Regions from separate parts of the Homo sapiens genome. Here region 1 is linked to region 2. The links are chromatin loops, found by intact Hi-C in ENCODE. Cell type or tissue: prostate gland. All regions are shown on one strand. Links, peaks and the distances in the headings refer to the core of each region. The heading gives the core; the rest is flanking DNA.

Region 1 (15,172 bases), core at 6,080-8,579, 480 kb before region 2:
TACATCCCAACGGTCAAAGAAATATGTACAAAAGCCTTGATATGAACATCTGACCCATGCTGAGATGTCTGCAGGCATTTTAGCAAGGCTACAATATGAAAGGGGGGTGTGTGTGTGTGTTTTAGTGGCTAAAGATGAAAATGAAAAGATGAGGGGATAAGAATCAGTTTGAGAAGGTGTTTGCTCTTCATTCTGAGGAGTTTGGATTTAAGTCTGATTACAATAGAAACATGGCCCATTTATAAAAATATATACATTGAAATAATAAAAAATCTCTGACCAATTGATTCCAATTCAAGAAGTCTATTCTTTTTTCATTAAGGAGTCTATCCTTATAGAGCAGAATTGTTGTATCAAAATGTTAGACAAAATCTGAATAGAGAGGAATTGTGGAGTAAATGTTGATACAGTTCTATAATACAATTATGTAATTATTAAGATTGATATTAAAGAACAGTATTAAGTAGCTTGGGAAAACTAAACCATGTGGCATCAACTGAAAATGTATAGAAATAAAACTGGCTATTAGAGGACTCTTAATTTTATTACAAACTATATTTGGCTAGACGATTAGAAGGCAATATTCTAAAAGGTTAGAGTCATTACCTGCGGGTGGAGGGATCATGGAAAATTTTTATTTTATTTTTTTGAACTTATTCCAATCAGGGAGAAGAAGGGGAAGGAATCTTGGGCCCCAGTAGAGAAATGAGGTAATCAGCCCACAGATTACAGGCGCCCCCACTGCCCAGGCTTGCTTAGGTAAACAAAGCAGCCAGGAAGCTCGAACTGGGTGGAGCCCACCACAGCTCAAGGAGGCCTGCCTGCCTCTGTAGGCTCCACCTCTGGGGGCAGGGCACAGACAAACAAAAAGACAGCAGTAACCTCTGCAGACTTAAATGTCCCTGTCTGACAGCTTTGAAGAGAGCAGTGGTTCTCCCAGCACGCAGCTGGAGATCTGAGAATGGGCAGACTGCCTCCTCAAGTGGGTCCCTGACCCCTGACCCCCGAGCAGCCTAACTGGGAGTCACCCCCCAGCAGGGGGAACACTGACACCTCACACGGCAGGGTATTCCAACAGACCTGCAGCTGAGGGTCCTGTCTGTTAGAAGGAAAACTAACAAACAGAAAGGACATCCACACCAAAAACCCATCTGTACATCACCATCATCAAAGACCAAAAGTAGATAAAACCACAAAGATGGGGAAAAAACAGAACAGAAAAACTGGAAACTCTAAAACGCACAGTGCCTCTCCTCCTCCAAAGGAATGCAGTTCCTCACCAGCAATGGAACAAAGGTGGATGGAGAAGGACTTTGACGAGCTGAGAGAAGAAGGCTTCAGACGATCAAATTACTCTGAGCTATGGGAGGACATTCAAACCAAAGGCAAAGAAGTTGAAAACTCTGAAAAAAATTTAGAAGAATGTACAACTAGAATAACCAATACAGAGAAGTGCTTAAAGGAGCTGATGGAGCTGAAAACCAAGGCTCGAGAACTACGTGAAGAATGCAGAAGCCTCAGCAGCCGATGTGATCAACTGGAAGAAAGGGTATCAGTGATTGAAGATCAAATGAATGAAATGAAGCGAGAAGGGAAGTTTAGAGAAAAAAGAATAAAAAGAAACGAACAAAGCCTCCAAGAAATATGGGACTATGTGAAAAGACCAAATCTACGTCTGATTGGTGTACCTGAAAGTGATGGGGAGAATGGAACCAAGTTGGAAAACACTCTGCAGGATATTATGCAGGAGAACTTCCCCAATCTAGCAAGGCAGGCCAACGTTCAGATTCAGGAAATACAGAGAACGCCACAAAGATACTCCTCGAGAAGAGCAACTCCAAGACACATAATTGTCAGATTCACCAAAGTTAAAATGAAGGAAAAAATGTTAAGGGCAGCCAGAGAGAAAGGTCGGGTTACCCTCAAAGGGAAGCCCATCAGACTAACAGCGGATCTCTCGGCAGAAACCCTACAAGCCAGAAGAGAGTGGGGGCCAATATTCAGCATTCTTAAAGAAAAGAATTTTCAACCCAGAATTTCATATCCAGCCAAACTAAGCTTCATAAGTGAAGGAGAAATAAAATACTCTACAGACAAGCAAATGCTGAGAGATTTTGTCACCAGCAGGCCTGCCCTAAAAGAGCTCCTGAAGGAAGTGCTAAACATGGAAAGGAACAACTGGTACTAGCCGCTGCAAAATCATGCCAAAATGTAAAGACCATCGAGACTAGGAAGAAACTGCATCAACTAACGAGCAAAATCACCAGCTAACATCATAATGACAGGATCAAATTCACACATAACACTATTAACTTTAAATGTAAATGGACTAAATGCTCCAATTAAAAGACACACACTGGCAAATTGGATAAAGAGTCAAGACCCATCAGTGTGCTTTATTCAGGAAACCCATCGCACGTGCAGAGACACACATAGGCTCAAAATAAAAGGATGGAGGAAGATCTACCAAGCAAATGGAAAACAAAAAAAGGCAGGGGTTGCAATCCTAGTCTCTGATAAAACAGACTTTAAACCAACAAAGATCAAAAGAGACAAAGAAGGCCATTACATAATGGTAAAGGGATCAATTCAACAAGAAGAGCTAACTATCCTAAATATATATGCACCCAATACAGGAGCACCCAGATTCATAAAGCAAGTCCTGAGTGACCTACAAAGAGACTTAGACTCCCACACATTAATAATGGGAGACTTTAACACCCCACTGTCAACATTAGACAGATCAACGAGACAGAAAGTCAACAAGGATACCCAGGAATTGAACTCAGCTCTGCACCAAGCAGACCTAATAGACATCTACAGAACTCTCCACCCCAAATCAACAGAATATACATTTTTTTCAGCACCACACCACACCTATTCCAACATTGACCACATACTTGGAAATAAAGCTCTCCTCAGCAAATGTAAAAGAACAGAAATTATAACAAACTATCTCTCAGACCACAGTGCAATCAAACTAGAACTCAGGATTAAGAATCTCACTCAAAACCGCTCAACTACATGGAAACTGAACAACCTGCTCCTGAATGACTACTGGATACATAACGAAATGAAGGCAGAAATAAAGATGTTCTTTGAAACCAACGAGAACAAAGACACAACATACCAGAATCTCTGGGACACATTCAAAGCAGTGTGTAGAGGGAAATTTATAGCACTAAATGCCACAAGAGAAAGCAGGAAAGATCCAAAATTGACACCCTAACATCACAATTAAAAGAACTAGAAAAGCAAGAGCAAACACATTCAAAAGCTAGCAGAAGGCAAGAAATAACTAAAATCAGAGCAGAACTGAAGGAAATAGAGACACAAAAAACCCTTCAAAAAATTAATGAATCCAGGAGCTGGTTTTTTGAAAGGATCAACAAAAGTGATAGACTGCTAGCAAGACTAATAAAGAAAAAAAGAGAGAAGAATCAAATAGACGCAATAAAAAATGATAAAGGGGATATCACCACTGATCCCACGGAAATACAAACTACCATCAGAGAATACTATAAACACCTCTATGCAAATAAACTAGAAAATCTACAAGAAATGGATAAATTCCTGGACACATACACTCTCCCAAGACTAAACCAGGAAGAAGTTGAATCTCCGAATAGACCAATAACAGGAGCTGAAATTGTGGCAATAATCAATAGTTTACCAACAAAAAGAGTCCAGGACCAGATGGATTCACAGCCGAATTCTATCAGAGGTACAAGGAGGAACTGGTACCATTCCTTCTGAAACTATTACAATCAATAGAAAAAGAGGGAATCCTCCCTAACTCATTTTATGAGGCCAGCATCATTCTGATACCCAAGCCGGGCAGAGACACAACCAAAAAAGAGAATTTTAGACCAATATCCTTGATGAACATTGATGCAAAAATCCTCAATAAAATACTGGCAAAACGAATCCAGCAGCACATCAAAAAGCTTATCCACCACGATCAAGTGGGCTTCATCCCTGGGATGCAAGGCTGGTTCAACATACGCAAATCAATAAATGTAATCCAGCATATAAACAGAGCCAAAGACAAAAACCACATGATTATCTCAATAGATGCAGAAAAAGCCTTTGACAAAATTCAACGACCCTTCATGCTAAAAACTCTCAATAAATTAGGTATTGATGGGACGTATTTCAAAATAATAAGAGCTATCTATGACAAACCCACAGCCAATATCATACTGAATGGGCAAAAACTGGAAGCATTCCCTTTGAAAACTGGCACAAGACAGGGATGCCCTCTCTCAGCACTCCTATTCAACGTAGTGTTGGAAGTTCTGGCCAGGGCAATCAGGCAGGAGAAGGAAATAAAGGGTATTCAACTGGGAAAAGAGGAAGTCAAATTGTCCGTGTTTGCAGATGACATGATTGTATATCTAGAAAACCCCATCGTCTCAGCCCAAAATCTCCTTAAGCCGAAAGGCAACTTCAGCAAAGTCTCAGGATACAAAATCAATGTACAAAAATCACAAGCATTGTTATACACCAATAACAGACAAACAGAGAGCCAAATCATGCATGATTGAACTCCCATTCACCATTGCTTCAAAGAGAATAAAATACCTAGGAATCCAACTTACAAGGGATGTGAAGGACCTCTTCAAGGAGAACTACAAACCACTGCTCAAGGAAATAAAAGAGGATACAAACAAATGGAAGAACATTCCATGCTCATGGGTAGGAAGAATCAATATCGTGAAAATGGCCATACTGCCCAAGGTAACTTACAGATTCAATGCCATCCCCATAAAGCTACCAATGACTTTCTTCACAGAATTGGAAAAAGCTACTTTAAAGTTCATATGGAAACAATAAAGAGCCCGCATCACCAAGGCAATCCTAAGCCAAAAGAACAAAGCTGGAGGCATCACACTACCTGACTTCAAACTATACTACAAGGCTACAGTAACCAAAACAGCATGGTACTGGTACCAAAACAGAGATATAGACAAATGGAACAGAACAGAGCCCTCAGAAATAATGCCATATATCTACAACTATCTGATCTTGGACAAACCTGAGAAAAACAAGCAATGGGGAAAGGATTCCCTATTTAATAAATGGTGCTGGGAAAACTGGCTAGCCATATGTAGAAAGCTGAAACTGGATCCCTTCCTTACACCTTATACAAAAATCAATTCAAGATGGATTAAAGACTTAAACGCTAGACCTAAAGGCATAAAAACCGTAGTAGAAAACCTAGGCATCACCATTCAGGACATAGGCATGGGCAAGGACTTCATGTCCACAACACCAAAAGCAATGGCAACAGAAGCCAAAATTGACAAATGGGATCTAATTAAACTAAAGAGCTTCTGCACAGCAAAAGAAACTACCATCAGAGTGAACAGGCAACCTACAAAATGGGAGAAAATTTTCACAACCTACTCATCTGACAAAGGGCTAATATCCAGAATCTACAATGAACTCAAACAAATTTACAAGAAAAAAACAAACAACCCCATCAAAAAGTGGGCAAAGGACATGAACAGACACTTCTCAAAAGAAGACATTTACACAGCCAAAAAACACATGAAAAAATGCTCATCATCACTGGCCATCAGAGAAATGCAAATCAAAACCACAATGAGATACCACCTCACACCAGTTAGAATGGCAATCATTAAAAAGTCAGGAAACAACAGGTGCTGGAGAGGATGTGGAGAAACAGGAACACTTTTACACTGTTGGTGGGACTGTAAACTAGTTCAACCATTGTGGAAGTCAGTGTGGCGATTCCTCAGGGATCTAGAACTAGAAATACCATTTGAACCAGCCATCCCATTACTGGGTATATACCCAAAGGACTATAAATCATGCTGCTATAAAGACACATGCACACGTATGTTTATTGTGGCATTATTCACAATAGCAAAGACTTGGAACCAACCCAAATGTCCAACAATGATAGACTGGATTAAGAAAATGTGGCACATATACACCATGGAATGCTATGCAGCCATAAAAAATGGAGAGTTCATGTCCTTTGTAGGGACATGGATGAGATTGGAAATCATCATTCTCAGTAAACGATCACAAGAACAAAAAACCAAACACCGCATATTCTCACTCATAGGTGGGAATTGAACAATGAGATCACATGGACACAGGAAGGGGAATATCACACTCTGGGGACTGTGGTGGGGTGGGGGGAGGGGGGAGGGATAGCACTGGGAGATATACCTAATGCTAGATGACGAGTTAGTGGGTGCAGTGCACCAGCATGGCACATGTATACATATGTAACTAACCTGCACAATGTGCACATGTACCCTAAAACTTAAAGTATAAAAAAAAAAAAAAAAGAAAGAAAGAAAGATCATCTAAGATTAACAAACACATAAATCCTAGATGTAGTAATGGAATCTGGGTCAGTCTAGCTTCAGAGCCCATGAGTACAACCAATGGACACTGTCCATTGCAAGAGTTTTTCGTTTGTAACCAACATCAGTCTCTTAACCAGGTATCACTGCATCTATCCTCATCATAACTGGTGAGAGAGTCAGGACCCACAATAAGGTATCCATTTCCGGAATGAAGGCAGTGAGGTACTGAGATCCATTTATTCACTCATCAAATATTTGAGTGTTTGTTGAATGAGTACAGTGGGCAAAATGCCACATTTGGTAATGAGGATGACAATACTTATGGTCTTAGACTAGAACCTGTTAAAGTGTTCCTAAGGCTTGATGACATGTTAAGTGGGACCAGTGTCCTTAGTGCTGGCCTGAGTGCCAAGTTCTGTGTTCCCCTTGGCCATCTGTATGGGAGTCTTGTCATCTAATAGAGAAACCTCTGAACATGCTATGTCTCCTTTGACGGATCCCTTCCTCCTCTGAGCCTCCCTCTCTCACTAAAGAACAATAAGGCTGCATTCAATAATTTCCAAAGTCTTTCCAGTTTTCAGGTATAATTCCGCATCCCACCTTAAAAAAAATATGGTTTCTTATGACACAGAGGGAAAGACTAAATCACACAAATGAAACAATGAGTGAGAAAAGTGACATCACATGTATGAATCAATTTGTATTCAGTTCAAAAACAGGCAAAACTAACCTATGGAGCTAGAAATCAAGATACTCATTACCCTTGGAGCAGAGGGTAACTGTAAGAGTGAAAGAAGGATGCTCCTTTAGGGACCAGATGCATTCTGGGTTTTAATGTGAGTGCTGTTTCCACCTGTATATTCACTTTGATGTTTTGCCAACCTGTATTTTTGCCAATTTGGGCTCTTTTATTTATGTCTTTAAAAATACCTTCATAAAATAAATTCAAACAGAATCTAAAGAGAGTGGTAGGGTAGGAAGTGCTTCTGGCGGCATCAGAAAGAGGTCAGGAGCTCCTGACTTACTTTGTGACCAAGGCAAGTCAACTCACCTTCCCTGAGCTGTGGGAGGTCACTCAGGGCAACCGCCTTATTTTACAGATGAATGCCAGAAGGTCTACGCAATCAGCACTGGGTGGCTTTTCCCACTTCTGAGCTTGGATGGGTAGAGGACAGGCTGTGCCTGCAGCATATACCCTGGAGCCTGGAGGCCTTGGAAGGAGCACACTATCCTGAGTATTCAACAGGTGGCAGTCTTTGCTCAGTGTCAAGATGCTTTGGGTCCGCAGGGCTGCTTTTTAAAGGCAGAATTAGCTAGGACGCTAATCTTGAGGAGAAAGGTTTCTCTATTTCCCGGGGTGGGGGTCTTATCCCAGGAGGTCCCAACTCAAATATTCCTGCTCCTAGCCATTCTATTTAGGGTTCTCAGTTCTTCCAGGAGGAGCCTGAGACAGGAGGCTCCCCAAACCCCATTCTATGGAGCAGTTTGCCCCAGCCATTGAGCCTGCCTCTACTGGGGGTCATGGGCCTCACTCAGGGTCTTCCTTCTTGGGGGTATATCTTTGAAAACAAGAGAGAGAGAATTTTCTGGGAACCTGGGTGAATGCTCCAACAGAGAAGGGAGTGTGAATATTTCATTAAGGTGGCTCGAGGTATTACACAACATTACAAAACCAAGTGTGTTGGCAGGAATCTGACAAGCACATTTAAATGGGTGAAAATAGCAGGAAAAGAGGCCCAGAGTGGGGAAAGACTCAGGGAAGGCCTCTGTAGGGCCCTGAAGGGAGGGACCAGCCCTTTAGGGTCTCCTGCCAGGTCTATGTGAAGTAGCCTCCATCACCATCTGCCCTCACCCCAAGCGCATTCCAAGGTGACGGTGCACTCGGTAATGGCAGGACAGGGGTGACATTCAGCAGCTCACGAACTTCTACCCTCAGACTGGGTAGTTCTGGAGGATGGGGAGTTCTCACGCAATACCTCCTTGGTTTTGACCTCTCAAAAGGGCTGGAAGAGGCTTAAAACTCAGAGCTACTCCAGGAGGCTGCCCTAGAGTCTCAGATGTCTGGATTAAGTGATAGTCGAGGCTGGAAAAATATACTGAGACCTATTTGTTAAGGTTGTTGTGAGGTTGGGGTATACCATGGGGTTCAACGCTTCTCTCTAGTTGATGGACAAGAAGGAACAAAGGCCTCTTTATTTAAAGCATTGAAGATTTTCTCCTCTGTGTCGTATCTCATCATGTTTTCTTCTATAAAACAAGCCTATTTCTGCGGAGATAATGAAAAGAATAATATAAAAACATGCATTGAACTATTATAGGACCAGATACTCTACTAACTTTGCACTTCTTATTTTTTTTATAAAGCACTGAAGTACAAACTATTACTATCCCCATTTTACAGATGAGAACATAGAGGCTTAGAGAGGTTAAATAACTTGCCTAAAGTCATGCTCCTAGTAGATGTCAAAAAGGAATTGAAATCTAGGCCTGTTTGAATCCAGAGCCCACATACTTTATCTTTCTTGGTTGGAGAATGTGTCAAAAACCTCCCTGAATTTTTCAACTCACTCATAATCCAAGGGAGGTGTGGTGGAGGGGAATTCATGGAACAAGACAAAGAGTAAAGACATTGGAACAAGAGAAAACCTGGGTCATTTATAAAGTATGTCTCTTGTTCTGAGCACTTGGGAAAGCAACTTTACTGTGCAGAGCCTCTGTTTTCTCTAGTTGCTGTGAAAATGAATTGAAGAACTATCTGTAATGTGACAAACCTGTTATCTGGCATGAAATAGATATTCAATTAATGTTAAAGCCCTTCTTTTCTTCCAGCTTCCCTGCACCTGACTAGCTAGATCTAATTATCTTACAGGGTTGGTTCCTTCTTCCCAGGAAGAGTTTCCTCAGAGAGACTGCAACTGATGACTCTAAACCAGAGCTATGTAACTGTTGGATGTTCTCTGCCTGCACCTTGAACTCCCATCTCAATACTTAATTACATTGTACTGTACATTGTTTAATTATTTATATTTCCCTCTATGACTGACAACTTGATGTGGCAGAAAATGTGTCTACCTGGTTCACTATGGACTCCCAAACTAGTAGTAGAGAGACTAAAATGTTAGAGTACTAAATAAATATCTGTGGATGGATGGGTGGATGGATGAATAGGTGAATGGATGGATGGAATGATGGATGGATAAATGTATGGATGGAAGGATGAATAAAATGGAAGGATAGGTTAATGAACGGGTGGATGAATGGATGAGGAGGCCGGGGATGGAAAGACAGATGGATAGATGAATGGATGGAGAAATGAATGGATGGACTGATGAATGAATGGATGGATGGGTGGAAGTATGGATGAAATGGATTGATAGATAAATGGACAAATGGATAGACAGCTGGATAGATGAATGGATGGAAAAATGGATGGATGGGTGGTTAGATGAATGGATGAAATAGATTGATCACTGGATATAAAGGATGGTCTGCTTAAGTATCTCAATTTATAACATTGTGTCTATCTCACATGTATACACACCGGTGTTTTGGGGAATGTTGTCTGTTTACTATTAATTCCTTGGCTTTTATCATTGTAGGGATGCTTTTCCTAGGCAGAAGCAACACCCAAGGCTCTCTCTGCCTAAACAGATAAGAGCCATTCTCCAGTCCAAACCCACAAACAAAAGCATTTTCTAGATGTTTTTCTTCACATACTTCTAGGAAAAAAAAATCTCGCTGACAAGAGAGGATGCCAAACTCAATCACTCATTACAATGACTGTCCTCCACTCAGGAAGAGGGGCTGCTGACTTTTGAAAACTTAGATTTTTTTTTTTACAGTGTTGATAGGAAAGAGGGGAACTGATAGCCACTGATAACCAGGCTGTTAATTGCTCTGCTTATCAGAAGACGGTCTTTCATTGCCATGTGTATATGGGGAGCAGGTCGTTCAAAAGGCAAAGCAGTATGTGTGTGAGCAATGATCCTGTGGCTTGGCAGTGACAGGGTCCTAGGGGAGAGGCCAGGGTTCAGGGAGGAGTGAGGGAGGGCAGGGCCAGTGGAATACTCTCAGGTTAATCTGTTCTTACCAACGGCACGTTTCTCCAATACACATACTCCACGTACTTGAACTTAATAACCTTGGAAAGCACAGTAGTAGCTTAAATCTGTTGGGCTGTAAGCAGATTCCAGTGTTCTTGATTCAGCTTGACCAGAGATAAATCCTGGTGGGTCTCAGAGCGCAGGATGTCCTCGCCTTTGTGTCCCCTCCTTCCACCGGTCACACTCTTCCCCTTCTATTTTTGTAGGTGTCATTCAGGAGCTCTCTTCATGCCCACAATATTCCCCCTTCTAATTGAATTCTCAAAGTAGAATCAGATCAATACAGAACCCTGAAGGTATCGTGATTGAGAAGGCTCTCAGCTGCACCTGCTACTGGAATTATACCTGTGATCAGAAGCTCCTGTTTTTATTTCGACAAAGAAATGGAATTCATAAAATAGAGTAACAGACTGCCCCATAAAGGAGAGTATGGTGGTGAACTCTCAAGAACTATTGCAATTATTTCCTAGAAGGAAGGAGATACAGAAATATAAGAAACGAATGCAAAGAAGGCAAGGAGAGCAAAAAAGAACAGGAGGAAGGAAGAGTGAAAGGATGAAGAAGAGAGAAGAATATAGTGTTCATTGAGTATCTGCTCAAATTAAGGATAAAGCCACATGTTTTCGTAAATTTTCTCTAATATCCATAGCAATCTAGTATCCATAGCCAAACAAATAAGTGACTTCCACTTAACAAAGGAACTGAAGCCCAAAAAAGTTAATATGGACGAGTCACACAGCAACTGGGATTGAAGCTGAATAAATCTAGCTCCAAGGCATTCTCTTGTAGGCTGCTCTTCTCATGTCTGCTAGGATTACATGGGTCAAGCACAACCCTGTCAGGTTTCAGTGATCAGAAGGACAGAACCTTGCTGTTAGACAGAAACTAGGGTCTCTATACTGGGCCAACTCCTTGTTCTCAAACTCAGGAGCTGGAATTGCCAGACCTTGGAACCAGCTGACTGGAGACTGTGTCCCCATTAAAGGAAATGTCCAGGATTTCATTTCATGTTATGTCCCCCCCCACCGCCCCACCTCTTCCTCCTTAGTGCTTTCTTTCTCTCTGATATCAGCTCTGCTACAGTTTGAGGCAAGGGTTGGGACTAGAATTGTAGTTTTTTGAATCTCAGTGTGGTTGCTTTTGGTACTTGTTGAGGCCTCCATGTAGTCAAATTCATTATCGTATATAAAGTTACAATTAAGAGTTGGAAATAATATATGAAGATCAGATGGAGGATGTGAGGCTACAAATCCCTGACATCTACCTCTACATAGCTAATCTGTGAAATGGGATTATCATGGTATGATGTGTCCAGAGCGGTCCTCATTATGTCATCCTTTCAGTCTATTAGTAAGATGTTTTGAAGGCATTACTAGAAAGCATTCAGTAGATATAAACTATATGACCCTAGAAAGGAATTCACATGCCTGGTACATTGAACAATCATCACTGAGGTTGCTCAATAGGGCTGATAAGGACTCCAGGGAAATAAGCTAGCATAGGTGTAGGGGTAAGGGAACTGAAGTCAGTGTGCTTGACTCTATGTTCCAGCTTTGACTAAATTTCCTGGTTCTTCATTTTCTCAGTTTTAAAACAAATGAAGATGATAAAAAAGAGCTTTCTTATGGCCATTCTCTGCCTAATACTTCATGTCCCATAACAGCAGCTCTGAGCAAGTATCTAGCTCCCTTAGAGTTTTTTGATGGCCTCCTTTGATGCTCCCTGCTATTCTTGGGATAAACCCTAAAGTCTTGAGGTGATCTGTGGGGTTCCTTCTTCTCTGTGCCCTAGCTATCTTTGAGCCTCAGTTTTTATTTGCTTCCCCCTTCTACCCTCAGGTTTGTCATGCTGCCTTATGGGCAGGGCCCCTGTGCCTGAATCCCCACCTCACCTACCTCTTCCTGCTTAGTGCTTTCTTTCTCTCTGATATCAGGTCTGCTACACTTTTCTAAGGAAAGCAGTTCTGACCCTTTTATGCATGTCAATTCTCCTTCTGTTATATGTCTTATTTACCACATAACTCTTGGAATCATTTTATTATGTTGCTGTTGATTTGTGAGTTACCTTTTTTTTTTTAAAAAAAAGAGCATAACAATAAACTCCATAAGGTTTGAGATCAAATTGTTTTTATGTTGTTCATTTTGTCTCTACTGATGACCTGTGATAGAGTCAGATATTTGTTGAATGAATGAATGAATGGACAGATTGGGGGAGGCATGGAAGGAGGTATGGAGGAAAGTAGAGAAAGAGGGAGGGGGGGGGAGGGAGGAAAAGACAGAGAGATGGAGGGAGGAATGATCACCAGATGGAGCTGACTTTTCTCTGAGAAGATATTTATAGTCAATTACAAATGAGTGGACCAGTCAGATGTGATCCTATTTCTTCATGTGGGATATATAAAGATGTGATATAACTCCTTTAAATTTCTTCAAATTCCCCGAGACTAAGACCCCAAGGAAGCACCCCTAGGGTGCTTGAAGCCCTGAAGGGGAGGTTCCATTCTTTCTGAGCTCTGGCAACTGGGCTGTGGACATTATTTATTACCAGAGAACTGCTAGCTTGTAAGATGCTCATCCCCTGCCACGTTTATTATATACTTTTTTGATCAAACTGTAAACCAACAAGAGAGTGCTTAGCAATCATTAACAGCTGTTCTTGGAAGAGGACTAGATCATATACTGGTACATTTTACAATGTTCACCCTGGCCACTGACTGTTCCACCTCTGTGGCCATGCATGTCCTCTGTAGCTGGACATATCACAAACAAGCCTCCTGGCTAAAATCAGAAAGGGAAGGAGCAAGAAGCGTGCGAGAAAGAGCCAAAAAACAATTTACTCCCTATAAAGTTGCTGAGCAGCTTGAGGCCACTGCATTTTGGTTTGCTGCTAAGTGAATATGTAACTACTTTATATATTTCAACAAAATTAAACTTAAACCTACAGAATTAGGTTTATTAATTTCTGTCAGGGCACAATGGGGGAATAAGAATGGCCATTCATTATGGACACACAATTACTGGAGACAAAAATGAAGCCCAGCACTATTAAGTATAATAAAAATGTTGAACACTGAGGAAATTTTCATTAAATATAATCTATTCTTTATATTACTACACTTAATCCTTGCTGTCTACTCCTCTGTTTTTCTCCAACCTATTTAATTTTATTACTTAACTTTTTATAAATGTTTCTTAATATAATTATGATTAAATATTTGGGAGGAGAGAAGAACCTTAGTCTCTTAAAAAAGAAGAAGAAAGGAAGAAGAAAGCTCTTTCCTTCTTCAGTCCTATGATAGTGAAAAATGATGTTTTTTGAAAAAAATAAGTACTAAGTGGGATTTTATTGTTGGGGCAAGGCTGGAACATGAGAGAAGGGAAGGCAATAAATAAGAAAAAAGAAGCACTGATCAGCAATTGTAGTAAGCTCTTAATATTACACTTTAAATAAAAGTCCATTGCCTTACTAAAAGTGTCTGTGAATATTTGCATGGCCAAACCATGTAATTAAAAGATGGGCCTAGCTGATGTTATTGCTTGTGCTACATGGAAACATTTGTGATTCAAGCATTTATTTTTTTAAGCCAGGATAGATTCCCCTGCTAGAAAGCTTTCTCTTTTTTTTTTGAGAATGAACCCTCCATTCTGCTCTCTATAGGAAGAAAGTGGAGGGTTAAGTATTAAGACGTTGTGGTGTCTCAGGCAAACTCTCCAAACTTCTAAAAACCAGAAGGAAAGCTGGTCATGTGGCCATGAGCAGGGGGATAGTGGGACATTAAATGGGAAGCAGTACAAATTCAATTTTATTTGCCAAAAGGTAGTCACTGTGCTTTCAAGCTTCTTAGCGGACATATTGTGTAGCATGGTCTTATGTATTTTTTTGATACATAATAATCACACGTATTTATGGGGTGCATGTGATATTTTGATTCATGCATACAATGCATTTTTAAAACACAGCTCAGTTAGGAAGTAGCAATTATATAAGCATGGGACTTAGGGATATTGAAATGAAACAGTGACTCACACTTATGCCAATTAATGACTGCTTTAATGACTACATTCAGAACAGAGGGGTCCTGGTCTCATGGCCATTCACCTCAGGAGTCCAGTTCCGGGCACCACAAGTTTAGTTTTAAAAGTTGTCTCTTTTCTACATTTTCAAGCTGTGCAAGAAGAAAAATCAAGCTTTTACCATTAGTTTCTCTGTCACACAGCTTGAACCCTATACTCCCGATATGCTTATTCTGTTCTGCTACTAAGCTGGGTACTTGATATTTGCATTGTAATGATTGTGTAAATTTTATTCATAGCTGAGTCATGTAGTATATGGTATGATGACCCTTTTTTAAAAAATTATAGATCTGTTTCTTCGGAAGCCAACAATTTTTGTTGCCATTGTTGTTATTATAATTATTACTTTTTGCATAGTTCTTGACATATACTTATTCTTCCCCCAATCCTGCCTACCATTTGTGTAAATCTCAAAACTAGGATATTTTGTCAATGCTATTTTCTTCAAAATGGCCCTCTTGAGCCTTCCTACCTGCTCCAATCTGGATTGGAGGCTCATAGCTGGGGTTTGGGGATCCCCTGTTACCACCATTCTGGGTGCCCTTCCCTCTCTTGTGCTGAGTCTGTTTTTTCCTGAGTCCCATACTCTCTTCTTGATCCACCCCTTTCCCCACGATGTTTTGTAACACATATTTTCTAGTAACTTCCA
Region 2 (15,172 bases), core at 6,088-8,587:
TATTTCTAATAGCTGGAGGAGAGCCCCTGGTGCAGAATGATGGGAGTGTTCACTGGAAGCTCACCTGGCACACTCTGTTGTTTCAGGTGAGCACATGGATCCCCCAACTGGTTCAGGATACACCTTTAGACCTTGAAGAGAGTATTCAGTTCCATGCAAACCAGTTGGTTCTCATGGAACAACAGGGAGACCAATGAGAATGAGAACATGGACCCAACTCCTATCTGTGAGATGTGTTCCAGCACCATGAGGCCTTGTGAATGCTTAGTGAAGTGCTTAGGAGAAATTGTATTCCTTCTCATGTGAAACTGAATAATCATAGTGCATTCCATACATGATACAAGGCCCTAGAGATCTAAATAGATACCAGTGAGGAAAATATTTTATATTTATATCTATATATGTGTATATATATATATATATATATATGTGTATATATATACACACACACACAAACACATATATTATATGTGAAAGATAATTACATATGATGTGAGATTAATATATAGTATATATTTATTTATAAATATAAGCCTAGAAAGAGAGAGATGTGTCTCCCATGAGAGTTTCACTTCTGGAAAACACAAACATAAAAAATTAACTGCTGGCTAGGGGTCAGTATTGACTCCCTTCACACAATGAGAACAGCCCAATCCCTGAATATATTGGCAGGAGTTATTCCTCAACCCTATACATTATGTAAGTATATATGTGCGTAACTCCAGCCTTAACTACTCCATCCCAGTGAACTTCAGAACACAGCCCAGCACTCCGATCTGTTATTTCAGATGAGCACATGGGTCCCTCAGCTAGCTCAACACACCTTTAGACCCTGCAGAGAGTATTAAATTCCATGCAAATGAGTTGGTTCTCATGAAACAACAGGGAGACCAATGAGAATGAGAGCATGGACCCAACTCCTATCTGTGAGATGTGTTCCAGCACCATGAGGCCTTGTGAAAGTTTAGTGACATGGTAGAGGGTGGAAGGTCATCTCCACAAAAACAGCTTAACTTTCCGTTCAGATGTTCGTTTGTTTCCTACTTAATGCAGAAAGAAAATAACAAATAACATTGGTTCTTGTTACCAATAGGCTATTCCACATATATTCTAAGGGGTCCATGTGTCTAAGAGGCAAAAACATGTTAGTGTCTGGAAGATATTGCAGAGAAGCTCAAAAAGCCACCTTGTTTTAGTGTCCTTTTACATGTTCTCTGAAACTAGTAAAAAATGCTGTTGGACTGTACACCTAAAAATGGATGGATGGCTAGATGATGGATGGATGGATGAATATATGGAATGATATATGGATGAATAACAGGATTTTTTAATCCCTTTATCCCCCAGACTATTACAAAGCCTGACATACAACAAGCTTTTAATAAGTAAAGAACAGACATGTAGCTCTGATATCTTAATAATAGATCAGCTGGTCACTGGCCTTTCAAGACCTGGGCTTGGAGAAAATTCAACCGCATCTGACACATGTTGGTATCTGTTCATTCATCAAAACCTAGAGATTCTGATGTTGCATGCATGGCTTCATGTGTCTCATAAGAGCATGACCATTATATGGGGTAATTTGAAGAGCATTGCTACTCTAAGATACTTTCTGAAAACTCTACCACTAGTAGGATGAAATTCAGGAGCGGGGCAAGGAACCAATGAAAGCCTTCTTCCTTCCAAGTCTGTCATGAGAGGGTCTAGAGAAGAAAAATCCTGATACTCTGTCTGAGCACCCAAATTGCTTGCTCAAGTCACTCTCCTCTGCAGGCCTGATATGTCCCCATGTCCTGAATCCTTCCCAGATACAACGGAGGCTGACCCCTGACCAGGTGAAGCCTCATACAGGTCAAGTGTGTGATGAATTCTCGATTTCCAAATAAATTAACCTCAAACTCCCCATATACATGGAATGATGACACAAAAGGAACCACACTGAGACCACAAAATAAAAGCCTGGTGTTTGTGCCTGGTCTTGCACAGAAATCTGTTCCCTCTGGGGTTTGCATGAGTAGGTGGTTTTTAAAGGTAATACAAAGCCATAGTTACCACCAGGATTTTCATAGTCCCATAGAGGAAAAAGTCCTGTAATGTTGTATCTTCTTAGTGCTTTGTGCCTTGGAATGTTTTTCTCTCCCTCCTGGCCAAAACTTTTCTACAAAGTATCCCGGATCTACTCTCTTTCTCTGGTAGAATTTGAATCGATTTCATAGGAATTTACAGGACCCCTAGGAGCCAGGTGCTGGTTTGAGTTTGCTGGAACCAAGACACAGAGATTAAACATAAGGCTTCTGCTTCAAAACACTCGCAAAATCATGAGAGAAATAGGTAAGTAAGAAGACAGTGACAAAAGGGTGGCATGAGGAAGCCTTGTGATGGAAATGCCGTGTATCTTGACTGTGGAAATGCTGATTGTGATCACAGGAATTGATGCATGTGATAAGACTGCACAGAATGAAATCACACACACACAAGTGCATGTAAAACTGGTGAAATCTGTGTAAGTTGGGTACATTATAACAATGTCAATTTCCTGGTTGTGCTATTGCAGTCATTTTGCAAAATGTCAATGCTGGGAGAGAATGGGTGAAGGGTACACAGGAGCCGTCTGTATTATTCCTTACAACTGCACGTGAATCTACAATTACCCCAAAATTTAAAAAATTAAAATACATATATAATTACAATGTACAATCACCAATGCCATGCCAGTGGGCCCTGAGAGCAGAGTGGAGATACATCATCCCACTTAGATAAGAAAGTAGTAGTCAAAGAAGGGCCTCTCAAGGAAGGAGAGAAGTCTCAGCTATCAGTGTGAGTTAGCTAGGCTGAAAAGGTGGGGAGGAGGAAAGGATGCACCAGGCTGGAGGAAGCCCAGACCCGCAGGCACCATGGCTGGGTTGATAGTATGACCCTTGAGGCAGGTGAAAAGTGCAGTGTGGACAGCGTCCCTCACCCTGCCCCAGCAAGCCAGCTCTCCCACCATTCTGCTGCTACCTCCTTGGGCTCAGGCCACTCCTTTTAGACCTAAAATAAGGCCTGTTTTCATCTGTAACAGAACCCCCTTCTGCCTCCTCCCTTTTACAGGTCATTTGTTTGTTGAAGAAAGCAGAACATTCGTCTTAGAGAAGTTCCCAAATTATCCATTTGAATTATGGCTTCATAATAGGGTCTGCATCATTTCTCTATCGCCTGCATTTCCTGTAAGCTGGTAGTTTTACTATTACCATGACCATAATCATCATCACTATTACATTACTACCAAATCATCCCAATGTTATTGGAAAGGTAAAAATGTAGGCAATAGAGTGATAGCTTCTAGAAGTTTCATTTCTCTTTCAAATAACTTTTTTTTTTTTTTGAGATGGAGTCTCACTCTGTCGCCCAGGCTGGATGGAGTGCAGTGGCATGATCTCGGCTCACTGCAACCTCTGCCTCCTGGGTTCACGCCATTCTCCTGCCTCAGCCTCCCAAGTAGCTGAGAATACAGGCACCTGCCACCACGCCCGGTTAATTTTTTTGTATTTTTAGTAGAGATGGGGTTTCACTGTGTTAACCAGGATGGTCTCGATCTCCTGACCTTGTGATCCACCCGCCTCGGCCTCCCAAAGTGCTGGGATTACAGGCGTGAGCCACTGTGCCAGACCTCAAATAACTTTAAACCAAATCTTTCCTCCCCATGACATAGAAAATAGACAGCAACCTCATTGGTGCTTAAGTTTAGAAAGAGACTCTAGTACAAAGAGTATGTGCAGACTTGTGCAATGGCCAAGAAGAACCAGCACTGTAATTGCATTCAGCTCACAGAGTTTTTGGAAACAGATCTTTCTGACGGTAACTTCCAATAAAGTTGGTGGGTGTTACATTAATGACTAGACTCTTAGTCACCTCAAAGGAATGAAAATCAGATGACACCAGGATGGTGGAGGGAGGGGAGATATTAGCAATTCTGATTACAGATATGAATGTAATTTCAGGGGCGTTTTATAATTGCTTTTATGCTTTGATTAAGTGCCTCACGTAATACTGGGCTACAAGATGGGACGCTGGAGAGACACAAGGAAACCCAAGATTATTTACTAGCCTTAATGCCAGTGCCCTGAGAAGGCCGAAGAGGGCATATGTTTGATCATCAAATGCAACACAAAACCTTTACTTCTCAGCTTGCCCTGTGTGCTTTAACACTCACAAACAACCTGCAAACACACTGCTGCATATGTGTGTAGCAAATACCAGTTTACGGTTAGTTATAGAAATTCCCAAAGAATTAAGGGCATTTTCTAAAAAGGTTAAGGGGTGGAGGTGTCGGGGACTGGTAATAAGTCCAAAAGCTCTGTATCATCTGCATTTGCCATCTCATTCCTATTCCACCTGTCTGTAAAACAGATTTGCTCAGATCTTTTCTACCAGTGGAAAGGTTTTGGAAACAGTCCTTTCAAATAATGTCTGTCCAGTAAGATAGGCTTAAGGACACAGGTTCAGGCTAACATCTTTAAACACCCACCACCATTGGAAACCAGAGAACGAGACTTCTAGAAATTACAGTTCACCTGATTTTTCCTTTAACTTCCTCCTTTAATGATTTGCTATTCTTGTGAAACCAAAACAAACAAGAATGTTATAATAATGATGTTGCGATGACAGAAGCAATCTTCTTGGATCTAAGGATTCACACTGTGCCCATAAAATGAGTCACTTGGTCAGCTGGTCAACACTCACTCAACAGCTCCCTAAGACACACTCACAACAGATGTTTTAGGGATAGATACAAAGATGGACCATTTACCAGTGTTTGCCATGATACCATATGATATGATATGATATATGTTACTATATTATATAGTAATATACTATATTATATGATACTATACTATATCATATTACATTACATCGTAATATATTATATGTTACTTATCTGTTTTGTTACCTTTCATTTCTTGACTGGCTCCCTCCTACAATACATAATAAAGGAAAGGAGTTGTGTGTGCAAACTTTGCAGCCATGCCTGGATTTACATCTTGTACTACACCTGCTATGTGGCCCTGGAAAAGCCCTCTAAGGCAGTGCCTAAGGGGAAACTAAGGGGGTACCTTAGTAACATCCTCCATCAAATGTAAATAACAGCAGCACATATCTGATAGGGTTGCTGTGACAATCTGATAAGTTAAAACTAAGGGCAAGGCCCAGGTGAATATCATGTCTGAGTTGGCTGTTAGTAATGCTGCCATTTAATGCTGGGTTCCTCAGTGTCGCCCTGGGTGATGGCATTTCCATCACACTCAGACAGGCTCAGAGAATTCTCCAGGCCCCTGTCCCATACCATATCTGAGTCCAAGTCTCAGCCAATTAGATATTTCATCTCTTTGCCACAGGGGTGGGCTCGGGGATGAGCCTATAAGCAGTCAAATGAACTAGACCCATGCAACCCAAACCGCGACTTTGAGCGCCCTACTGGGGCCTCCAACTGACTCCCATGAACTCAGCATAGGAGGATTAAAGGCTGGAACTACTACAATTATCACACTCTTATGCAGAGCCCTGGTCTGGAGTCCACACAGATGGAAGGAAGCCAGTTCCAATGACACTATATGACCCCTGATCCCAACTAGTCCTGTCCCTAGATTTTGGGCCATGCAAGCCAATGAGAATCCTTTTTGCTTAAACAAATTCAGGTCAAATTTTGTTCACTTGCAACCCAAAGAGGCTGAATTGACATTCCATTATACAGATGAAGATAATGAGACTCAAAAAGCACGTCGAGAACTCTTCTAAGATCACACAATCAGCAAGGTGATACTCTACCTGTTGGATACATTGTGAGGCTCCCAAAGAGAGGTCGAACTACAACTGTGAGGATACAGGAATGAAAGGTAGGAGCGCAGGAGGGCTTCTGGAGCTGGGGGCTTAGTATTAGCATCAAACTTTTACTAATGGATGCCCGACACTCTGCTCTGAGCTTCAGGTGCAACGTCACATCTCATATGAGCTGTGCCTGGAAGAATGGGCATGATTTGGGTATGTGGAAATGAGGGCGGGCCTTGCATTCTTATCTGAAGCTTACAAAATAGTGTCTGTGTGCCTTGAAGTCCTGGGAAAAGCAGCTGTGACTCAAAGCTGCACCAGGGCTCTCTCTAGCAGCAGCAGGCAGTGCTGGAATAGGATGCCCCACTTACACTCAGCCACTTAATCCCAAGCCTCCCTTCCTCCAAAAACCAATCCCAGCAAGATTTGACTGCAGCCCACTTCAGTTCCAGAGCTCGCATATCTCAACCATGTTGTCCACTCAATGCCAGCTAAGGGATATAGGCTAATGAGTGAGCAAGATAAGCATCCTGGTAATTGAAAGATGGGCCAATCAGACTAGTGAGAGGCGAAGGTAAGAAGTGCTGTGTTGCAACACAGGAGCCAGCCACCCTGTCCCTTTCAAAGTCATGTTTTCTGGGACATTTGACAGGACATTCTGTGTAGGTTCAAGCCTCAAAAAAAGAAGCCAGGAATCAGACAGTGTGATCATGTTCACTGAAGAAACATTTATGGAGCGCTTACTGTATGCTGAGCTCTGTAGCAGGTGAAGGAGATGGAGAGATGAGAGGCGGTGTCCCTGGCTTTAAGCAGTTCACAGGTGGGTAGGAACTCCTGGGGCACTGTGAGGACTCAAACACAAACCAGCAGACAGAGTGGGCACCTGGCCTGCCTTGGGGGCCAGTGGGCAAAGAGAACACAAGTAAGGCTTTTAAGAGGAAATGCAAGACCTGAAGAAGAGTCAAAATTAGCCAGGAAATAAAGCAGAGGGCAGGGAAAGTGGGAAGAGGGAGCAAAATCGTGCAAAGACTTAGGAGAGAAGGAGAGAAAGAGGACAGGTTACGAGGTAAATACAACTTTAAGGCAGGAGCAGAGCAGAGAGAAGAGGGGAAACTATTGTTATTTCTCAAGTTCCTTCTATGCCCTGGGCCCCATACTGTAAAATGACGTGTATAGAGTGTGGGCAGAGTCCCTGGCACATGTTAACAGAGCCTGCTCTTTTGAGCGTTCGCTCGGGGCAGGCACCATGCCAAACACTTGGTATACATGCTCATCATGATCACAAGATTCCTGTCTACCTCTCACTAAGAAAAAGACGGGTTCAGAGAGGTCAGCTAATTTGCCCAAGGTCTTACACCTGGGGCAGAGCAGGATTTACATCCTCATTTTGGCATCAGGCACCTCCAGGGTATGTCTCCCTGCCCAGTGATCCTCCTCACTGTGCTGCCACCAAAGGCTCTGAACAATGTCAGCCTAAAACAACAGCATCCTCTGGCTTGGAGATGCAGGAGGGGTTGACTGTGCCATTCTGACCCTGCCTTGATGTGTCTGTTGTTTTGACCTCGAAATATTCCAGTGTGATATTCCAGCGTCTCTGATATTCCAACGTTGCCACCATGACCCATCAATGCTCCATGGCAGCCCGGGCATGCCAGCTTCCTTCTGTCTATGGGAGTCTGGTCCCTATTTATACCCACCCTATATTCAGCCTCAAATGGCTAGGAACATTCCTTCCATGCAAGCAGGTTTGTTTTTTACCGCTTCACGCAGCTCAGTCCATTTGCAGCCTGAAAAATGAGTTGAAGGAAGAGAGTGAAGGGCTTTGCTGAGGTCAGAGGGTGAATCAGAGGAGGACCCGGGTGCTGAACTCAGATGCTTTGTCTCCTGGCTGGTCCCTCTTCCCCAACCCCAACTGCCTGAGCTCACATCACTGTGACAGCAACCAAGCCTACCCCCTCATCAGCAGCTTCGAGCTGAGCTGAGAGTCAACGGTCGGTGACATTTTCCTGAAGGGTCCCCATCACTCCTTCCAATCTCTGAGGATCCCAGTCTGGGTCTGCTTCAAACAGCCAGAGCCATGCTTCCTCAGGCAGGACACAGACAGCAGGTCATAAATCACTCCTGGGCCGGTTCCTTCTCTCATTCCCAGATTTCTCTGAAAGGGGTCGAGGTGGGATCCTGGAACAGGAGATTCTGCAGCAGCATGCATATTTACACCACTGAGGGACTAGTTGCAGCTCAAAGGTGGACACTGAAACTCTGAACTCTTCTGTTGAAGAAAATGCCTCTGAGCCCCCTGGCTTCAAAATTGGCGTCAGGAAATGGCAGGGAAGTTGGTGATCTAAACCAGAGATAAAACAGGGAGGAAAGAGCTGATCTCAACTATGTTTTTATGTATACACACACACAGCTCTTCTGCTTAGCTTTTCTAGGTTACATTTATTTTTTATTAGTCTCTGAGATCCCAACTTTGGACAACAACTATGTATTTTGACAGGGCAAAGGTTTACAAAGACAAGGGCAGGTGTGAAATGTGACACAATTATCTAGTAATCTGTCTTCTCCAACAGAGAGCTTTGCCTACACCAAAAAAAAGTGAAGTTATTCCAGCCTGACCAATATGGTGAAATCCCATCTCTACTAAAAATATAAAACAAACAAACAAAAAAACAGTCAGGCATGGTGGTGGGTGCCTGTAGTCCCAGCTACTCGGGAGGCTGAGGCAACAGAATCACTTGAACCCGGCAGGCGGAGGTGGCAGTGAGCCGAGATCACACCACTGCACTCCAGCCTGGGAAACAGAGCGAGACTCTGTCTCAGAAAAAAAAAAAAAATAAGTGCGATTATTTTAGAATTGATTAGAAAGGTGTATGTAGGACTTCCAGATGGGGTCGTTTAGTTTAAAATAACTCCAATTACCAATTAGGCAGAGTCCATTTAAAATGTCCATTAGGGGACTTGAATGATTTGGTGTGTCACTGTGGAGTTCGGAGGGACAGTCTCCACTGAGATGCCACAGGGCTTTGTCCCTTCCAATGCTGTTATCAGCAACTCAGGGAAAGAGCAGGAAATTCAGAAAAGCTCCAATCATTTATGAGCTCCTCTGTGGCCCACACCATAGGAGACACTCCAGAAGCACAATCTCTAATCCTGACAATGCCAAATTTGCAGGTGACAGACCAGGCTCCGTGAGGCTAGGTCATATAAAAAGCACATCCATTTCATTTGCCACTGGTACTGAGCTGAAAAATAAATTAAAACTAGCTGATGGCACATTCTAGATCCAAACCGATTTAGACTAAACGTTAGATTTAGTCCCAGAACGGACTGAATCTAGGGACATGGAGCTTATGGAGGATTGCTATGAATTTCTGTGCTTGGGTTCAAAAACAAGCACACAAATCTAGGATGGGGGAAATGTGAGAAGAAAAAGCCTGGGCTTGAGTCCACTGTCCATGAATGATGAGTCACCAGTGTTAAGTGTCTGCCAGAGAGGCTGGTGAAATTGTGGGCTGTATTAGGAGCAGACAAACTGCAGCTTAAGGAGGTGGAATGTAGGTGCTCTCCTTAGGATGTGAGGCTCACACCTGGGTATCTGCATTCAGTTCTGAGACTTGAACCCTCAGAGGGCAGCAGGAACCAGGTGCACCCACCTGGGAGTTAGTAACCAGAAGGAGTTGGCACTTAAAACCAAAACATGTGTGGAAAAGTTAAAGACGCTGGCTATATTTTGAATGAAAAATGAAAAGCAGGGAAAGGGGGTCATGTTGGCTCTCTCCAACTTCCCAAAGACTCTGCGGCACAGAAGCACTTATTACACATGGCTTCATGAGTATATAAAATCAGGGCTAAGGTCTAGAAGAAGGGAGTATGACTTCGTGTTAAACAAGAGCTTTCTGGACAACCGCAAGAACTGTGGGAATATAGATGGTCATAATAGGAGGTAAAATTGAGATCATCCCGTCATTGGAGGTGATCAGGTACACCGAGTTGGAGTCATGTGTGGAGTTTTGTGGGCTCTGGGCACTTTGGCTTCTGTGGACCCTTTGTTCTACTAAAAAATATTTTAAATTGTATTTTACAACTGTGTTGGTATGATGACAGACATAATCCATGCTCTACTACATTCCTCTTGTACTTCTATTTTTAAAGTTTTTTAAAATGTTTTTGTGGACCCTTAGCAGTCTTGTGGGCCCCAAGAGAGGTGTCTGTTGGGCCCAGTGCAGAAGTTGTTCCTGAATGCTGCCAGCTCACCTAAAGCAGATTCAAGCTCCTATACCGGTTGGAAGGACGAGGTTAAGATCAGATCTCCAAACTTCCCCCGGTCTGAGGTTCCATTAGGCGAGTTCTGCCAAAGAAGACAGAAGTGCCCAACATCTCTTTCTGAGATTGTTAACATGAATGTGTTTTAAAGGGAGCACAAGTTAAAGAACTATGTACATGCTTCGATGCCATTCTGTAAAAAGTACCCACATATACCCCAACTATTACAGATGGTAACCCCCGAGACCAGGGTTTAAGGACTGGGGTGGAGATGAGGAGTAGCAGTTCTTTTATTGAATATCCTTCTATTTCTGTCCTGTTCAAATGTTTATATTTAATAAGGAGTATGTATCACTGTTATAAAGTTACTAAATAAAAAATATTAGCAGAAGGGCGATAAATTTTACTATAATTTTATTTTGAGTAGATGGGGAGGTAATATGCTATTCTTTGTCAGGTTAGGAACACTCCATTATGATGGGAGATGCTCCGAGGATGTCACGGAGCATGTCTGGTGTTTTCAGTGCACAGAAAAACACATCAGAGAGATCAGCAACACCCACGTTGCCACCAAGAACTAAGGTATAAAACAGGGCTGTAAGGGACCCCTTTCCTTAGGCATCAGCCAAACAAACTCAGAAACAGAAATTCAGAAGCCACCTGCACTGACATACTCATCCTGGTAATCACAGGCGTCTCTACATTTGGCCTGTATTTTCTAAAACTCTGTTTCTTTCCCAGGTCGAATGGCTGCTGAATGCCTTTGGAACAGGAGCTATGAATCACCCCGCCTCCAGGGCTAGGAAGGAGGGTGAAGAAACTTCACAGAGTTAGCACTACCGCACTACCGAGGAGCCTGTCCTCTGAGTTATCATGCATGAGAGACACAACCCGCATCAAGATCGCCCCCATATCAGTTCCCTTTTTCTGTTTCTGTTTTTCTGTTTATCAGTTCTGAGTTCACCACAATAAAAATCTTTGAAGGGCTGAATGCTTTTGAGACAAATTCCCTCACCGGTACAGGCTGTGAATAGGATGAAAAAGGATGACAGCAGAAGAACGAATCATAAAGCTGACCCTAAGTGAAGAAAAACAAAAATCTAAGGAGATGCCTATCCCCTGAAAAGGCAAAGTGGGGGGGCGGGGGAAGAAACCCAGGAAATCTATTGACTTAAAATGACAAGAGTGGGGAAAACAGGCTCCATCATCATTTTATAGCTCTGTCTATTGTCTAAAACCAAAAGGAGCCCTTTCATTCCCATGTTCATGCGTGTCAAAACTATATATTAAACACCTCCGGTCTGAGAGGCCGTGTTGGGTGTCTTTGTCAGGTGAAGAAAGAGAAGAAGGCTGGTACACCTTCCCAGGAATTCTCACTGAAGAAAACATCTGGATTTTTTACATCTCTTGTGCAAAACAAACAAAGATTTCATTAAGTGATGTATATTGTTTTCCAAGGAAGAAACCTGCAGAGACAAAAACAAATAAGCAAATAATTGAAACAAAAATATGATAAACCCCCAAATTCTTCCAGTGCTAATTTACTTGTTATCATGGTTCTCTACAAAGGCAGAGATCACTAATTACAGGTTTTTCCAGAATTCACATTTCACGTCAAGATCATCCAATCCAAACAGTGTACGGAAAGCCTAGGGCCTTCTTCACTTTGCCCCCTACCCCACCCTACACACACGCCCCCATCTAAATGATACCCTTGGAAAGAAACCTACACATCTCATTTGTCTATATTTTGCTTCCTCCCTCGCCTCCCGGTAACCAAATGTGAGTTGTTCTCTAACTGCACTGGAGAATCAGAATTTATTGTACATATGTTTGTGTTCCACTTAATAAAAAAACCTATATTTTAAGATAAACTTTGTTAGTAATTCATGAGGTAAGTGACTATTTATGCTAATCAGGCAGAAATATATTCTCAAGCATAATGCATTACATAAATTTGAATGTAAAATGTTCAATTATGAAGTAAATACAGGTAATGCAAATAATAAATTACCTCTAATAAAAATTATAAAAGATGTGCCTTGAAAGAGAGAGCGGCTTTAACTTACAACTGTGAATTGCTTAAAGAGAAAAGAATTAATAAATGCTGAATTACTCTGATGATTATTTAGCACATAATTCACCTATTCATAACGACTCCTAGTAATCAGACTGTTGTTTCACATCCTCCAACATGAGGCAAGACTGTTTCCTCAGCAATTTTGCCCTTATCAGATTATCTCGTCTGATTCTATTAATTTTCTTCCATGAATCTGCTAACAGTGATTTGTGATTTACTTACCCTGCTAACTGAAGACTGTTAAAAGGATTTATCTAACACTGGACCTAAGAACAGTGTACGCCTTATCGTTCAGTTACTCTGAAGAACTCTTTCTCAAATCAATTTAGTTGGTTTCATAGTGAAATTTAGTGGACACTGGTTAGTTCTGCCCCATAAAATCAGCCCCTAAACAAAGAGTCCAGACACCATACCTGATGCATCCCATTCTATTCAGATTATGGATGTCTGATTCCAACATGATATATTTGAGTTGCTATAACTCACAATCGGGGAAAATATATTCCTTTAAGCTTTTAATCTTTGTAATTTGGACATGAACAGGGGTTTTGTTTTTCATTTTTGCATGAAGTCATTATGTATGTACTGACGTGAAACTATAATTGTGTTTCTGATGTTACTGTGTCACAATATTCTATGCGATGTAACCCATGTCCTCCTCCCCCTCACAAATCTCCTATAAATATTCATTGCTTTCAAAAACTTTAATACTACTGGTCCGAATTGGTCAATAATGACAAATGCATGGTTTCTAAATTACTGTATATTGTTCTACAGAGATTACTAGAGTATATATAGCAAGGGGATGTTAAGCAGTAAGAAAACACAGTTCACATTGTATTTGGATTAGATTGGCTTGGATAGAAGTGAAACAAACAATGTTAGCAAAGAAGTCTAAAGACATGTGGCCCACTGTAATTGTACAGAATCAAAAACCTGAATAGTACTCATTAAAATGAGAGAGCTCAATTGTTATAAAAGAAATGCTGCTAACAGAGAACTGTAAATGTTTAGACACCCCTGTGAATCACTAAATAATAATGTAAAAAGGATAAAAATGAGAATTAAGTTATAAGCCTGAGAGCATTACTGCTACACATCTAAAAAAATAATTCTGATCCTCTCTTTTTTTTTTCCAAGAGAAAATGGGCGACTATAAAAGACCTTGCAATAAGAGAAATAAAAATACCATGTCTTCACAGCAGTGTACATAAATAAACCATAAAAATGTGCAGATAATAATATATTTAGCTGCCCAAACATGGGCATTTAATTTCTAGAAATGATATATAACAATGTAACAATTAGATACTCAGCCATGAATGTGTATGGCACAGTCTTCATCATTAGCAAACTTTGTGTATAAAATATTATTTATTATTTATTATAATACTGCTTTCAGAGGCAATGATCATACCTTACAGCTTTTAACACAAATATGATGCAAAAGGATTAAAAGTATATCATAAACAAACAATAAATTCTTTCTAAATACACTTAAATTCATATTTTACATGAAAAATATAAACTTCCTACATTTGTGACTACTGACTTTTAAAAAGACCTAGAAAACTATTGTTACGGGCAATGTTAAATGACATAATGCTTATGTAATGGAAAGTGTGGATTTTCCTCTAAATAAACTATAATCCCTTAACTTCATTACTAGGGAAAATATTGTTAAAGAGAAGGAAAGCAAGGGAATTCTGCTAGGTTGCATAAATATTGACATAATCTTCACTCTTTCTTCCCCAAACTGGTAATAGACATAGTTTATTCCACCCAACAAAATGCTCTTATAAGACCAAAACTACCCTTATTAACAACTTCTCTGCAGTCACGATGAAAAGAAACACTACTTGTCTGAAAAATACCGACAGCGCTGCCCTTTTCAGATTAGGGTGTGCCTACGAATCTTTTGGGAAGTCTTCCATTAAGGATTCCTGGGTTTGCTGAAACTGAAGTCTACTAGGATCAGAGAAATTAACACAGGTCTAATATGGTGCAAGGAACGAGTGAGAGACACCTGAGGTTATAAATAGCAAAGCATGCTGCGGGGTGGGGAAGACCATTCTGAAGTGCAATGTTCAAGACGCTGGCTTAATATATGACTAAGTGTCAGAAGTCAGGTTTTCTGAGAATTACTTTCCAGATAAACAACTTTATAGCACTGCACTTAATCTTACTTACTAGAGACATCTCATTTATCACTGAATTACAAGTAACTTTAATCCTATTGATATTGCCATAAAGCCCGTTGAAAATCCATCCTGGCACTTTTAAAGGGTTTGGGGCCCTGTTACATGGGGATCCTCTTGCAAAGGTCTCAGCCAGAAATTACACCCCGAGGGTGTCTGTATCCCCTGGCCTCTTTGTCAACAATCAAGGAGAAGAGGAGGGGCAAAAATGATCTCTGCATCTGCCAGCACTTTCTTCGGCCCCTTTCCTATAGGGTCGGGTTCTCCCACTTCAGTCAAACTAACTTTGTGTGTCTCTTTCCTCCTCCCACACTGGGTAACCAGCTGCTTTTCACTTCATCGACAAAACTGGACACGGATCAATTTCAACTGACCTTTGCCGAAAGGTGGCGCTGTTGAGGTAAAAACCAACTCGCTCCAACAATAGTTTCCACTCTTCGATCCTTTTGCAGGCTTTTCAGAATTTTTTTTTTTTTTTAATGCACCCTCCTAGCGTCTCCCCCTTCTCATAAAGTAAAATAAATACGATTAAAAACACCAAATGCATTTCATTAATTGAAGGAATCAACAGTCCCAACTTCTAAGCAGACGGGCTGGTCTTCCAAAGGCTGGGTCGGTTTCAGGAGCTTTCTCTCCAAATAAATCTCTGCTTCTTCGACTTGCCTATCGCTTTAAAATCTTAGAAACAGAGTTAGTTGTTGGTTTCCTTCTTTTTTCTTTTTCTTTTTTATTTCTTTTTTGCATAAACTTTTAGAGAATCAATCTAGAAATTTGAACTACTTATTAGCATTTGCAACTGGGGGTGGGGGGAGCAGCCTCCCCCACC

What was found. Hi-C counts contacts between places; a loop is a spot of excess contacts. Peaks named below come from ENCODE experiments on the same cell type or tissue, not always from the same donor. Only the 100,000 strongest peaks of a DNase experiment are listed, where the experiment ranks them.
Region 1: it touches region 2 in a loop (4-fold over the local background); 31 of 110 quality-filtered maps call a loop at or near these places.

What each region holds. Positions count from the first base shown.
Region 1 is chr16:80,077,217-80,092,388 of GRCh38, reverse strand. All of the region lies in intron 2 of LOC105371357 (a long non-coding RNA gene), which reads right to left. It overlaps LOC105371358 (a long non-coding RNA gene), which reads left to right. Exons shown (of 4, transcript XR_933777.4): 4 at 10,657-12,529. Among named protein-coding and RNA genes, the nearest start is that of LINC01228, 260 kb to the right of the region's middle. RefSeq lists a silencer at 7,589-7,658. In prostate gland, for the core only: a CTCF peak has its summit at 7,592 (motif pointing right); a DNase peak (open chromatin) is centred at 7,588.
Region 2 is chr16:79,601,899-79,617,070 of GRCh38, reverse strand. It overlaps LOC101928230 (a long non-coding RNA gene), which reads right to left. Exons shown (of 3, transcript NR_188556.1): 2 at 14,721-15,024; 3 at 10,466-11,534. Among named protein-coding and RNA genes, the nearest start is that of MAF, 8.7 kb to the right of the region's middle. RefSeq lists enhancers at 10,700-10,869, 10,880-10,969. In prostate gland, for the core only: no CTCF peak of the experiment used is centred there; a DNase peak (open chromatin) is centred at 7,036.